Regions from separate parts of the Homo sapiens genome. Here regions 1 and 3 are each linked to region 2. A link is an interaction called in ENCODE POLR2A ChIA-PET data of the cell type or tissue named here. Cell type or tissue: GM12878. All regions are shown on one strand.

Region 1 (5,000 bases), 120 kb before region 2:
GAGAATTGTGCAAGTTAAATTCACAATGAGGTGTAAATAAATGATAAATGATCTTTGAGGGAAAATTTTGATAGGGTGAAAAGAAGAGGACAGTAGAGGGTACTGGGCTAATTAAGTCCTTTGCATTAATAAGGCAATAACAGCTAGCTGGCTTCCATACACACACACACACACACACACACACACAGAGCACCCTTTTTATTTTTCATGGCAGGCACAGAAGTTCAGAGTTACTAAGTGATGTTGGGTGAAACACAGTTATCCTCTGTACCTCAGTTATCACACATACACACACACACACACACACACACACACACACACACACAAAGAGTAGCTGAGTCAAATCTCTTGACAAACAGGTGACATCAGAACTTGATGTGCACTTTCCTCTCTATTGCGTTTCCTTGACCACAGTGATTCTTGGCCAAAAGGAGTCAAGAATGGGGGCGGTGAGAAATGGAGATTTAGGACCTTTAAATTGTATGGAATCTCATTAGTTCATCATCCTGCCCACAGGCAATACTGTACCTTAATCAAACAGACACCTATTCATCTTCCTGCCCGTACATTTTTCTCAAAGGACATTTCACAATCTCCGACTCGATGTTATGCAACCATACTGAAAAGAACTTCTTTCGATTCTCTCTTCAGGCTGTCCCAAGGAAATGGCAATCAAAAGCCCCTGTAATTTGGGGTGTTTGTGTTCCTGGGAGCAGGAAGCTGGAACTGCAAGGAGGGAGTAAGAGGGGAGGGTCTGGTTGTAAAAACAGGTAGTAGACTGGTGAAAACAAGAGTAGAGCTCATATCCATACAATCTGTATTCCAGGGGATCTGGATTCAGAGCTTAACTGCCTTTCTATGGAGCACCCCATTCCTTTCCACACACACCCATCCAGCTGCCTATTACCATTAGTGATTTGTTCCCTTCTTGACGTTCATTTCACCTGAGGCCTCCCTGGGGATAGTCTACTTTAAACTAAATCCCTTCTGAAAGTTGTCAGTTGTCTCCCTATGTTGATGAAGTGCCCTTTTAACACTCAACCTGCCTACTTAAGTTGGTGATTGTATTTATTTCACAAAAGTATCTCTAAGTCGCCTAGGGGTGAGGGCAATCTGGGAAAAAGTGGCAGCAGCATAAGTGTGTGAGTGTCTATGCATGTTAATGGGGTTGCTAAAGACCTAACCCATCAGCTGACAAGAGTCTGACCTCCAGCTTCCATAGAGGTGTTCATTAATTACATACTTAGTTATCTAGAAACAAGAAGACCTGGAAAGACAATAATGTTGAATTAGCCAGCCTTCTTCCCTTAATAAAAGCTAACATTTATTGAACACTTACTATGTGCCAGGTACTATTTTAAGTGCTTTATATATTTTAACTCAGTTAATCCTCAAAACAATCCTATGACATAGGTGCTATTTTTATATCTGTAGTGTACTGATGAGGCATAGATGGATTAAGCAACTTGCCCAAAATAGTGATAAAATCAGGATTTGAACCCAGTCTGGTTTTTGAGCTCAGGCTTTTAACATGCCTCTCAGAGGAGAATATTTTAGCCCTGTATGTCACCATAAAGAGGAGGGGGGGGAAATATTTTAAAAAGGAAGAAAAAGAACAAAAAAAATGTGATTATGGTGGGAGGGAAATAGAATGACTCTAACAAATGCTGATATAAGCTGCAAATTCCTGCCTAGATGTTGTTCTTCATCTGTTTGGTCTTTAGTCTGACGCTTCATGTGTTGAATTGTATCTTAACTATGAGAACTTCAAGCCTGTTTAATTTCTGCCCATCCTTCAAAGCCCAGTGCAGGTCCCACCTCCTCCATAAAGCCTCCATATCCACCCAGTCTACAGTAACCTGTACTTTAAAAATTGTGTTTACACTTATTGTCTGTAGTGTTCATTTGGCTCTGGCTCACATTCTTAGTTAGCCTCCTGTGCATATATGTCTCATCTTACCAACCACATTGTAAACTCCCTAAGGGAGGGTCTAAGACATATTTTTCTTGCATCTTGCATCCCTATAATTTCTAGCATGGTGTTTTGTAAATAACAGGCACTCAGTAAATATTCATTGGTTGAGTGGTTAAAAAAGATAAGAGACCGCATCTTGGTTAACCTCCACATCATTTAGTGAAGAACTGTGCACTCAATGTGTACTCAATAAACATTAATAATATTACAATCTCATTCAAAAAGCCTTTATGGAGTTTCTACAGTGTGCAGAGAATGGTGCTGTGGGAGTATGAATGAAATAAAAGACACAGCTTCTACCTTTGAAGAGCTTGGCTTGGTTCTCTTCTTCTTAAAGTCTTCTCTTACTACTTCAGTGCATGTTATCACCTTTCTCTGAATTTCTGCTGCATTCAAAGTCAAGACCAGTTATCACTCAATTGGTTTGTCTCCCTCGGTTCAATTGTGAGCCCCTTGAAGGAAATGGACAGCACTGTGCTGGGAACATAATAGAATCACAGAATTGAAAGGGACTTTACAGCTTTCCCTGTCATCAAACTTCCTACCCAATGCAAGAATCCCTTTTACAACACCCCTAATGGAGCTCTTATTTAACTCTATGCTTCCAGTATCAGGAATTAACTGAAATAGGAAACACAGCAGGAAAAGCGTGTTCAGAGGCAAGATAATGAGTTAGATTTTGACTACTTGCAATTTAGTGTCATTGTTAGACAATCAGGCAGAGAAAAACAGCTGAAATTCAAGTCTCAACCTCAGGAGAGAGGTCAAGGCTGAAGAGAGAGATTTGAGAGTCTTGGACACAGAAGTGGTAGTTGAAACTCTAAGATCAAGTAAGACTGCGAAGGACAAGAGAAGAAAAGAGCCAAGAACAAAGTCTCTGAGAATTCCCCTACTTGGAAAGTGACAGGAAAAATCAACAAGGTGGGAGAAGACCTGGAAGGCAAAGGAAAAATTTTAAGGAGAGGCTGGTCACCAGAGTTAATGGAGGATGATGCAATGAAGTTAAAGAGGATGAGACTGAGAAAAAGTTATTTTATCTGGTGATTAAGAAGCCAGACTTGCCAGGCGCGGTGGCTCACACCTGTAATCCCAGCACTTTGGGAGGCCGAGGCGGGTGGATCACCTGAGGTCAGGAGTTCAAGACCAGCCTGACCAACATGGAGAAACCCTGTCTTTACTAAAAATAATAATAAAAAAAAATAGCGAGGTGTGGTGGCGGGCGCCTATAATCCCAGCTACTCAGGCGGCTGAGGCAGGAGAATCGCTTGAATCCGGGGAGCAGAGGTTGCAATGAGCCGAGATCACACCACTTCACTCCAGCCTGGGCAAAAGAGCGAAACTCCGTCTCAAAAAAAGAGGAAAAGAAAAGAAACCGGACTTTTGATGACCTATGACCTAGAAGAGAGCAGTTTCAGTGAAGTAGAGTCTATTTTTGCTTGCTCGTTACCCCTAACACCTAGCAGAGCACCTGGATTGATACATACTTGTTGAGTAAATGAATGAATGGATTGGTGAACTGTAGGTCCTGCCACAAATATAAATAAGGTGGTGGAAAAAGGGGAAAAAGTGGACAAGTTGGCCTTTTTCTCTGAAGCAAGAGGAGAATATGGGTGATGATATACAGAAATATTAAGGTGAAAAAGAAAGAAGTTGAAGTCTATGATTTTACCCCTAAAATATGAAGTAAGTTCATCTGAGAATCTCTTACAGTTTCCATTCTCAGTATGATGGAGTAAATTCTCAATAGATAACATCTGTAAACTCTGGACAAAATACACACACACACACAGATACACACACGCAAGCGCACGCACACACACACATACACACAACTTGAAGGCTCCAGAGAGTGAACAAAAGCAGGCAGATTTCAGAAGGCAATTGGAACTTGGAATAAGAGATCAGCATGGGGTGAGTTTCCCATGTTTTATGGCCTCAGCCTGAGGTCAGGCTGCAATCACTGGCCACATCACTGAAAGTCCATCAGGAAATTCTTATCTTTCTAGCCTGAAGAACCAGAGGACAAAGCCTGGGACAACCACAGTCTCTGGAAAGTGAGGAGATAGCTAAGAAAGGAGAGATTCTGAGAAAAGGAGCCCTAAATTACCTGTATAAATTCTTCCCCAAGGCATATTCTGAACTATGCATGCATAGGGCAGTTTCCATCTAAAACTAAAAGAATGGAACTAAGATTTGAGCTGCCACTAACCACAGGCAAGGCAAAGTACAGTTTGAATCTAAACAAGTTAATTGCCTGCTAAAAGAAACACATCTACCCTCTCGGAGAATATAACAGAATCCAGAATCTCCACAACATAACATACACAATGTCCAGGAACCCCACTAAAATTACTCAATACGGTTATCCATATCCATGGGTTCTGCATCTGTGGATTCAACCAACTGCAGATCAAAAATATTCAAAAAACAGGCCAGGCGCAGGGGCTCACGCCTGTAACCCCAGCACTCTGGGAGGCCGAGGTGGGCAGATCACTTGAGGTCAGAAGTTTGAGACCAGCCTGGGCAATATGAAGAAACCCCATCTCCACCAAAAAATACAAAAATTAGCCAGGCATGGTGGCACATGCCTGTAGTCCCCAGCTACTTGGAAGGCTGAGGCAGGAGAATTGCTTGAACCCAGGAGGCAGAGGTTGCAGTGAGCTGAGATCATGCCACTGCACTCCAGCCTGGGTGACAGAGTGAGACTCTGTCTCAAAAAAAAAAATTCAAAAAACAACAACAAAAATTGCAATACACCAACAAAAACATACTAAAAATAAAAAATAAAGTATAAAAACTATATAGCATTTACATTGTGTTGGGTATTAATAAGTAATCTAAAGATGATTTAAAATATATGAGAGGAGTCTGGGGTGGCTCATGCCTGTAATACCAGCACTTTGGGAGGCCGAGGCAGGCGGATCACCTGAGGTCAGGAGTGTGAGACCAGCCTGACCAACATGGAGAAACCCCATCTCTATCTATCTATCTATCTATCTATCTATCTATCTATCTATCTATCTAT
Region 2 (5,000 bases):
GGTCTCAAATTCCTGGGCTCAAGCAATCCACTCACCTTGGCCTCCCACAGTGCTGGGATCATAGGCATGAGTCACGGTGCCCAGCCTGGAATCTCATATTAGATTTGTTTGTTTGTTTGTTTTTGTTTTTTTTTGTTTGTTTGTTTTTTGAGACAGAGTCTCACTCTGTCGCCAGGCTGGAGTGCAATGGAATGATCTCGGCTCACTGCAGCCTCCTCCTCCCAGGTTCAAGAAATTCTCCTGCCTCAGCCTCCTGAGTAGCTGGGACTACAGGCATGCGCCGCCACACCCGGCTAATTTTTGTATTTTTAGTAGAGACAGGGTTTCACCATGTTGGCCAGGATGGTCTTGATCTCCTGACCTCGTGATCTACCCACCTCAGCCTCCCAAAGTGCTGGGATTACAGGCGTGAGCCACCGCGCCTGGCCTCATATTAGATTTTTAAAAGCCTTCTGGAGGCTAGGAAGCCAAGCCAAGAACTTGTGACCAGATTTCACCTGTGGTATCTATAAATCTGGGTGAATTCCTCTCTTCTCAAAGTCCCATAAATATCTTAAGGTTTCTGCCAAGAAGTGACCTTGTGACTTACCTGGGCAAGTAATCCGCCTGCCTCAGCCTCCCAAAGTGCTGGGATTACAGGCATGAGCCACTGCACCCACCCAGGCAATAATACTGACTCTAATGAGACTAGGCTTGTTTTGTAAACAATAATAAGGCTGGGATCCCTGTAAGCCAGGTACCAGGCCAGTTTTCTCATGAGGGCTTTGTTAGCATTTGGTACCTAAAGTCAACCTTAGCTCCTTAAAACTGTTTGGTCATATCTCATTCTCTGTCTCAAAAAAAAAAAAGAAAAAAAGAAAAAAAAAGAACAGGATGTGGTCATCACCCCCAAGGTCTCATAGTGTAGTAAGAGACAGACATCGAGATCCAGGAGCACAAGAAGGGAACATAATTTCTATCAGAAGAAGGGGTTGGGAATCTGAGAAATCTTCACAGAGAAGATGACGTTGGGATTTGAAAGATGAGTAGAAGTTATCCCAGTGAAGAGTGGGGAGGGCACTCCAGGTAGAGGGACACATGAGGAAAGGCATTCAGATGTAAATGTCTGTGACATGGTTGGGGATGACTAACAGTTCAGTGCAGCTAAACTGCAGGCTGCTAGGGGCTAGACTGTGAAGGGACTCCTTTAGCCATGTTCAGGAGTTTGGACTTTATTCTGTAATCTAGATAATGGGAGCCTTCAGAGGTTTTTTTAAGCCGGATTGATCACATGTCCGGAATTGGAAGGGTAAAACTGCAAGTGGGGAGACCATTTGAGACACTTTCATAATTGTCTGAGCAGGAGGGGATGAGGGCCTGTTCTAAGCCAATGAAAAGATACTGGGGGAGAGTGAAGTAGAAGTAGAAATAGAGAAGTAAGGGAGGTGATCTGATTTGGGAAATAAATATAATGACTTGATTTTTAGATCGATTATAGTGAAGCTATTAAGCTCTCAGGCTGTGGAATCAGGAAGAATCTTGACTACGTGACACCCCAGTTATGTGACCTTAGACATTATTTAACATCTCTGGGCTGGGTGCTGTGGCTCATGCCTGTACTCCCAGCATTCTGGGAGGCCGAGGTGGGTGGATCATTTGAGCCCAGGAGTTCGAGACCAGCTATAGGCAACATGGTGAAACCCTGTCTCTACAAACAATAGAAAAATTAGCCATGCATGGTGGCAGGCACCTGTAGTCCCAGCTACTCAGAAGGCTAAGATGGGTGGATCACTTGAGTCCAGGAGATGGAGGTTGCAGTGAGCCAAGCTTACGCCACTGCATTCCAGCCTGGGCAACAGAGCAAGACTCTGTTTCAAAAAAAGAAAAAATCTCTGACCCTCAGCTTCCTCATCGACAAAGTGGGGATAATAAAATACCTACCTTGTAGGATTGTTATAGGATGTAAAGGAGATAACATATGTGATATGCTTAGTACAGGACCCAAAATTAAGTACTGAGTGTTAGCTATTATCATTAGTATTATTAATTTTACTGCAAGCTAAATTTAATAATTTAAATAATACTATTTAATTTAATACTATTTAAATTTAAATAATGCTATTATCATTAGTATTATTAATTTTACTGCAAGCTAAATTTCAGTGACTGGTGGAAATGTCCAATAGACAGTTGGAAATGTGAATTGAGGTGCGAAAGGAAGGTATGAACCAGAGATTTCTGATCTACCTTGTAGAGATAACAGTTGCTATGGGAGTGTGGCTAAGTCTCCCTGGAGGGCAGAGAACGAAATTTTTTTTTTTTTGAGACAGAGTTTTGCTCTTGTTGCCCAGGCTGGAGTGCAATGGTACGATCTCAGCTCACAGCAACCTCCACCTCCCCGGTTCAAGTGGTTCTCCTGCCTCAGCCTCCCAAGTAGCTGGAATTGCAGGCATGCGCCACCACGCCCGGCTAATTTTGTATTTTTAGTGGAGATGGGGTTTCTCCATGTTGGTCAGGCTGATCTTAAACTCCCGACCTCAGGTGCTCCGCTCGCCTCGGCCTCCCAAACTGCTAGGATTACAGGCGTGAGCCACGGCGCCCAGCCAGAGAACGGAATTTTACAGAATGTTCACATTTAGAGATGGTAGGAGAAAGGTCATAGAAAAGTAGTGGCTTGAGAGGGAGGGGTCCTTACCTTGGAGAGGATCTTTAAATTGCTAATCAGTGGCTTCATTTAAGTCCTCAGTCTCTGACACTTCTGCAGCATTGGATGCAAGTGACCTCTTAAAGCCTCCTTTCAGAATCTCTCTTCAGTTTCCATGGTGTTCTGTACACTTCGATCTTCTGTGATTATGCATAGATGTCACAGCTGAGAGCCTTATAGAGCTTACTTACTCCAGCCCCCTCATTTTACAAATGAGGAGACTAAAGAGCCAGAAAATGGAAGTAGCTTGTTCAAGGCTCACAGGCAGTTGTTCCTTCCTTGTCTTCCCCCCACCAGCTTTTCTCACTTCCCATGGTTCTTCGCTCTTTGCTCTCATATACTCATTTCCTCTTTCGATAAACTCATCTGTCTGCATAGCTTCTAGTGTTGCTTTCAGGCTTTTGGTTGCCAAATCCGAAATCTCTCCCACCCTTGCCTGCTTCAGAGCTGCTATCCCACCCTTTGTACAGTCAGCTAGGTGTTCCACTAACACCTCACACCCAGCATGTCTGCACATCATCTTTCCCCATACTACTAGCTTCCCTCTTTGACTCCACTATCCTATTCATGGCACCTCCATTTTCCTAGTTAGTTAATCCTTTACCAAGTCTGGTCAGTTAGTCCTACATAAAGCCCCATGCAGTACAGTCGTTAAGCATATTCCAGCTGTAGGAAACCTTAAAGGTACTTATTTCTCCAGCTTCGCCTTTTTCTTTTTCTTTTCTTTTTCTTTCTTTTTTTTTTTTTTTTTCTGAGACGGAATTTTACTCTCGTTGTCCAGGCTGGAGTGCAATGGCGCGATCTCGACTCACTGCAACCTCTGCCTCCCGGGTTCAAGCAATTCTTCTGCCTCAGCCTCCTGAGTAGCTGGGACTACAGGCGCGTGCCACCAGGCCCGGCTAATTTTTGTGTTTTTAGTAGAGATGGGGGTGTGCCATGTTGGCCAGGCTGGTCTTAAACTCCTGACCTCAGGTGATCCGCATACCTCGGCCTCTCAAAGTGCTGGGATTAAAGGCGTGAGCCACCACGCCCAGCCAGCTTCGCCTTTTTCAAAAGAAAAAATTGAGTCTGTGGGAGGCAAGGCAATACAGCCTGTGAATGGAAGTCAAGACTAGAACCCAGGGGCCAGGCGCAGTGGCTTACGCCTGTAATCCCAACACTTTGGGAGGCCGAGGCGGGCAGATCATCTGACGTCAGGAGTTCGAGACCAGCCTGGCCAACATGGCAAAACCCCGTCTCTACTAAAAATACAAAAATTAGCCGGGCGTGGTGGTGGGGGCCTGTAGTCCCAGCTACTTAGGAGGCAGAGGCAGGAGAATTGCTTGAACCCGGAATGTGGAGGTTGCAGTGAGCGGAGGTCACGCCACTGCACTCCAGCCTGGGCGATAGAGTGAGACTCTGTCTCAAAAAAAAAAAAAAAAAGACTAGAACTCAGGGATATTGGAAACCCCATCCAATGTACTTTGTACCACACAACATTGCCTCTTGCAATCTTATTATATTCGTCACTTCCTTTTCATCACTATTGCCACCTCCCTAGATTAAACCTTCATAATCTCATGCCTAGATTGTTGACACAGCCTCCTACCTACCTTTGCAGCCTCTAGCCTACTTAGTCCCCAGTGCACCCCGTCACGTTAATCACCCTAAAGCACTGTTTCTACCTTGTCATTCTCACTGAAAAGCTTTTAGTGGTTCCTCACTGCCTACCAAATAAAAAATAAAATTCAAATTTCCAAGCCAGGCACTAAAACTCCTCCAAAATCTGGTGCCAGCCCACCTTTCCATGCCTCATTACCCACACTACCCTTTTATACCCTATGGCCCAGCCATATCCAATATCCTGTGTTCCTTGAACAGCTTATGCACTTTCATGCCCTGTTGCCTTTTTACACAATGTCCTCTCAACTTCAAGCATTCTTCCTTTGATTTTTTCCTGATCCAATGTCTACTACTCCCTTCCAAGGCCCAACTCAAACGTCCTAGTCCATGAAATCATTTCAGATTCCCCTAGTCAGAATTAATCTCTGTGAAAACATGTGTGACAAGACTTGCTGTCATAGGTGTTCAGTAAACATGACTTCCCATCCCCCTTCCCCTTTTTACCTGTGTTCCCACAACATATTGCTAATACCTCTGTTTAACACTGATTTCACTTACCTTGTAGTAGAGCTACTTATTTAAACAACCAATGAGACTCATCTCATTCATTTTGCATCCTCCACAGCCCCTAACAGAGTTCCTGGTACACAGTAGGTACCAGGAACTTAACAAATATTTATTGAAATGAAACCTGTGGTGCCAAGTTTCGTTAGTA
Region 3 (5,000 bases), 91 kb after region 2:
CCATCTGCCTCCTTCTCCCTATCCACTTTGCCTTCCTCCCCCATTTTTATTTATTTTCCCATAGCACTTACCTCTTAAGTACTATATAATTTACTTATATATATTGTCTCTCACTAGAAGCAAGTTCTGTAGGCAAGAATCTGCTTTGTTCACTAATCCACTGTAACCATCTAGAATAGTGCCTAGCAAATGGTAGGCATTCACTGAATATTTTTTGAATGAAATCGTGAATTGAAAAATTATCAGTAACCTAAAAGCAATGCAGTTGTTTTCATTTTTGCCTACCTTCTGTTCCCTTGTCTATATTCACATCTTTAAAATTAGAAAAAACCTTTCCCCGTTAGAATATCAGACATACTCGTGTTTATGTGGTCTTCATAATTTTTAAGGCTGTGAACATTCTGTTGTATAGATGTACCGTACTTTCATGAAAACCATTCCCCTAATTTTGGAAATTTAAGTCATTTTTATTGTTTTCTTACCATAAAGGCCATTACAATGAACACTTTCACGGGTGTAGTTTTTAATTTTAAAATTATTAGGATAAATTTCCAGGAGTAGAATTTCCAAATTAAAGACTATGAATTAACATCTTGATAGCTCTTGTTACTTTTTTTCTTACTAAACTTTTGGATACAGAATTTGGTAATTGCATTAATGTTTTCAGTTTTGGTGGGATGTGACATTAAACAGATTAGGAATGTTTTTATACACTTGAAAGTATTCCCGTATACTCATCATCAAAATCAATAGTTACCAAGCCTTTGTCGCATTTCTTTCATCTGAGAAATATAATTTTCTGTGTTTATAATTATTTTTTGAGACAGACTCTCACTTTGTTGCCCAGGCTGGAGTGCAGCGGCACTGTCTTGGCCTACTGCAACCTCCGCCTCTCAGGTTCAAGTGATGCTCCTGCCTCAGCCTCCTGAGTAGCTGGGATTACAGATGCCCACCACCATGCCCAGCTAATTTTTGTGTTTTCGGTAGAGACGGGTTTTCACCATGTTGGTCAGGCTGGTCTTGAACTCCTGACCTCAAGCAATCCACCCTCCTCGGCCTCCCAAAGTGCTGGGATTACCAGTGTGAGCCACCACGCCTGGCCTATTCATTTATTTTTGAGACCAAGTCTCACTCTGCCGCCTAGGCTGGAGTGCAATGGCAGCATCTCTGCTCACTGCAATCTCGTCCTCCTTGGTTCAAGCAATTCTCCTGCCTCAGCCTCCCAAGTAGCTGGGACTACAGGTGCAAGCTACCACACCCGGCTAATTTTTTTGTATTTTTAGTAGAGACAGGGTTTCACCATGTTGGCCAGGCTGGTCTCGAACTCCTGACCTCAGGTGATCTGGCCTGCCTTAGTCCCCCAAAGTGCTGGGATTACAGGCATGAACCACTGCACCCAGCCTATTTTTTTCTCTATTTTTTTTGAGACAGGGTCTCATTCTGTTGCCTAGGCTGGAGTGCAGTGTTATGATTTGCCTCACTGTAACCTCCTCTTCGTGGGTTCAAGTGATTCTCCAGCCTCAGCCTCCCAAGTAGCTGGGACTACAGGCATGAGCCACTGCACCTGGCCTCCCCTCCCCCCTACCCTTTTTTTTTTTTTTTTTTTTAAATAAAGACCGAGTCTTGCTATGTTGCCCAGGCTGGTCTCAAACTCCTGGGGTCAAGCCATCTTCCTGCCTCAGCCTCCCAAAGTGCTGAGATTACAGGCCTGAGCCACCATGCTGGCTTCATTTTTTTTTTTTTTTTTTTATTTCAACGTTTGGGAGCACAGAGCACTTGTTTTCTTTTTAATCTTATGTTGATTTTTAAATGATAGAATTTAACATTTTATTATTTTTATCTTTTTTTTTTTTTTTTTTTTTCTTGAGACAGGGTCTCATTCTCCCTGCCCAGGCTGGAATACAATGGCGTGATCACAGCTCACTGCAGCCTCAGCCTCTCAAGTAGCTGGGACTACATGAGTGTGCTATCATGCCTGTCTAATTTTTTTAATACATATTTTTTGTAGAGGTGGGGCTCACTATGTTGCCCAGGCTGGTCTCTAACTACTGGGCCCAAGCAGTCCTCCTGCCTAGACCTCCCAGATTGCTGGGATTACAGATGTGAGCCACTGTGCCCAGCCTATTTATCTTTTCTTTTTTTTTTGAGATGGAGTTTCACTCTTGTGCAATGGCACAATCTCGGCTCACGGCAACCTCCGCCTCCCAGGTTCAAGTGATTCTCCTGGCTCAGCCTCCTGAGTAACTGGGATTACAGGCATGTGCCACCACACCCCGCTAATTTTTGTATTTTTAGTAGAGATGGGGTTTCACCATGTTGGTCAGGCTGTTCTTGCACTCCTGACCTCAGCTAATCCACTGGCCTCAGCCTCCTGAAGTGCTGGGATTACAGGCATGAGCCATCTCGCCTGGCCTATCTTTTTATGTTTGCTTTTATTGCTTTAGTAGTCATTTGTCTTTCCACTGTAATTAATAAATATTTAGAGTGTGTACTGTATGCCAGTAGTGAGCCAGCATTTTCACATGTTTATTCTCATAGCCACTTTGAGAGACAGGTATTTTTATCATCCCCTTTAGAACAGCTGAAGAAACAGGTACAGAGTAATTTACTAGTAAGTAGTACACAATTGAGGAACACAATTCAAACCTAAGGATGCCTAACCTCACAGCCCATACTAGTACCACTGTTATTTCCACGGTATGTACTGTGGGCTAGGATTGGTAGGTACCAGAGAAGATAAGACTTTACTAGTCTTTGTCCTTGTGATAACCAGAATCTATTTCGATCATTTTGTTTTTAAAATATGCTTAAATGTGTGATGGGGCGAGTTTTTAAGAGTAGATTTTTTGGAAAAGTAGTTTTCTATTAATGTGTAGTATTGAACTGGGAAGTTCCTTAAGCGATTCTAGTGCAAACAGTTCTCATCCAGTACTCATTTAGTTTTTATGTGCAGTATAACTGCTGATGCCTCGTTGTTTTTAATTTTATTATTTTTTAAATTTTTTAAAATTTTTTATTTTATTTTATTTTCGAGACAGAGTCTAGCTCTGTTGCCCAGGCTAGAGTGCAGTGGCGCAATCTCGGCTCACTGCCAGCTCCGCCTCCTGAGTTCACGCCATTCTCTTGCCTCAGCCTCCCGAATAGCCAGGACTACAGGCGCCTGCCACCACGCCCGGCTAATTTTTTGTATTTTTAGTAGAGACGGGGTTTCACCATGTTAGGCAGGATGGTCTTGATCTCCTGACCTCGTGATCTGCCTGCCTCAGCCTCCCAAAGTGCTGGGATTACAGGTGTGAGCCACTGTGCCTGGCCAGATTTTTATTTTTATTTTTTATTTTTTTGAGATAGAGTCTTTCTTGGTTGCCCAGGCTGGAGTGCAGTGGCACAGTCATGGCTTATTACAGCCTCTAACTCGTGGGCTCAAGTGAACCTCCAGCTCCAGCCTCCTGAGTAGCTGGGACTACGGCACCACTATGCCTGGGTAGTGTTTTTTTGTTTTGTTTTGTTTTTTGGAGACGGAGTCTCACTCTGTCACCAGGCTGGAGTACAGTGGCACGATCTCAGCTCACTGCAACCTCCACCTCCCAGGTTCAAGCCATTCCCCTGTCTCAGCCTCCCAAGTAGCTGGGATTACAGGCGCCCGCTACCATTCCTGGGTAGTTGTATTTTTAGTATAGATGTGGTTTCACCATGTTGGCCAGGCTTGTCTCGAACCCCTGACCTGGTGATCCACCCACCTTGGCCTCCCAAAGTGCTAGGATTACAGTCTTGAGCCACACGCCCAACCTGCCTGGGTCATTTTTAAATGTTGTTGTAGAGATGGGGGTCTCACGGTGTTGTCTAGGCTGGTCTTGAACTCCTGGGCTCAAGTGATCCTCCCACCTCAGCCTCCCGAGTACCTAGAACCACAGGCGTGCGCCACCACACCCAGCTAATTTTTGTATTTTTTTGGTAGAGGTGAGGTTTCACCATGTTGCCCAGGCTGGTCTCAAACTCCTGGACTCCAGCAGTCCTCCCACCTCCGCCTCCCAAAGTGTTGGGATTACAGGCGTGAGCCACTGCACCCAGCCTTTTTATTTATTTTTTCTTTATTTTTTTCCTTTTTTGTTTGATTTTTACTATATTTTGTAACCTCCAGAACGCAAGATTTTTTTTAACATAGTTTCCATATGCAGCACTGATAGATTTTTGAATTGTTCTTCTTTGTCATGGTTGTTCAAAGTAACAAATTGTTTGCCTCTGACAAAAGCCAGAGCACTTAAGGTGATGAATTACATATAAGTCATCAGGAAGGTGGCTGATTGTGTTATTAGTACTGAATTTATTTATTAGTCTACTTTTTCTTTGTAGGGTGCAAAAATGCAGAGTAATAAAACTTTTAACTTGGAGAAGCAAAACCATACTCCAAGAAAGCATCATCAACATCACCACCAGCAGCAGCACCACCAGCAGCAACAGCAGCAGCCGCCACCACCGCCAATACCTGCAAATGGGCAACAGGCCAGCAGCCAAAGTGTGTATATGCTAGGTGATGGAGTAGAAATGGATTCCCTCTGGGAATGGTTTCTTGGTTTTTAGATTAGTTTCTCGGGCTTATAAGGGAATAGGCCTTTATGGCACACCTTTGTTCTTTTTTCTCTTTACCTCTTAATACTTACGATGGAAAAGGCTGATTCTCCGGAACCAAGGAGCAAACATGTATGACAGCAGTTGAGTACAGGTTGCTCTGCTGTGTTGACACATTCTACTGTTAAACAGATGTCTGCATGTTTTACCTCAGCTTGGTTCTTAGAGGTAGTCATCAGATGACTGGTAGTTAAAAATAATATAGAAAAGTCTTTAAGGCTTAAATGGAGAAGTCTGGTACTGAATACTGTACTTTTAGCCTTGAGCCTGTACCAGCTCATTGTAAAAAGTCTTTAAGTATATGTTCCTGTTTGAGTACCAATTGTGTGCCTCTAAGACTAGAACCAATCCCAACTTTGTTTATTTCCAGAGAT

What was found. Peaks named below come from ENCODE experiments on the same cell type or tissue, not always from the same donor. Only the 100,000 strongest peaks of a DNase experiment are listed, where the experiment ranks them.
Region 1: POLR2A ChIA-PET joins it to region 2 with 5 read pairs; 10 of 35 experiments call an interaction of 5 or more read pairs at or near these places.
Region 3: POLR2A ChIA-PET joins it to region 2 with 5 read pairs; 27 of 35 experiments call an interaction of 5 or more read pairs at or near these places.

Annotation. Positions count from the first base shown.
Region 1 is chrX:71,072,749-71,077,748 of GRCh38, forward strand. It overlaps a transcript of SNX12 not described here. Among named protein-coding and RNA genes, the nearest start is that of SNX12, 6.9 kb to the left of the region's middle. In GM12878, no CTCF peak of the experiment used is centred here; no DNase peak of the experiment used is centred here.
Region 2 is chrX:71,195,235-71,200,234 of GRCh38, forward strand. It overlaps LOC107985688 (a long non-coding RNA gene), which reads right to left and starts at 2,959. Exons shown (of 2, transcript XR_001755878.2): 1 at 2,675-2,959. RefSeq lists enhancers at 826-955, 3,102-3,281. In GM12878, no CTCF peak of the experiment used is centred here; DNase peaks (open chromatin) are centred at 956, 1,187 and 3,027; H3K4me3 peaks cover 2,573 bases; H3K27ac peaks cover 2,761 bases.
Region 3 is chrX:71,286,279-71,291,278 of GRCh38, forward strand. It overlaps NONO (non-POU domain containing octamer binding), which reads left to right. Exons shown (of 12, transcript NM_007363.5): 3 at 4,351-4,513. The coding sequence starts at 4,360. Among named protein-coding and RNA genes, the nearest start is that of NONO, 5.1 kb to the left of the region's middle. In GM12878, no CTCF peak of the experiment used is centred here; no DNase peak of the experiment used is centred here; H3K4me3 peaks cover 1,158 bases.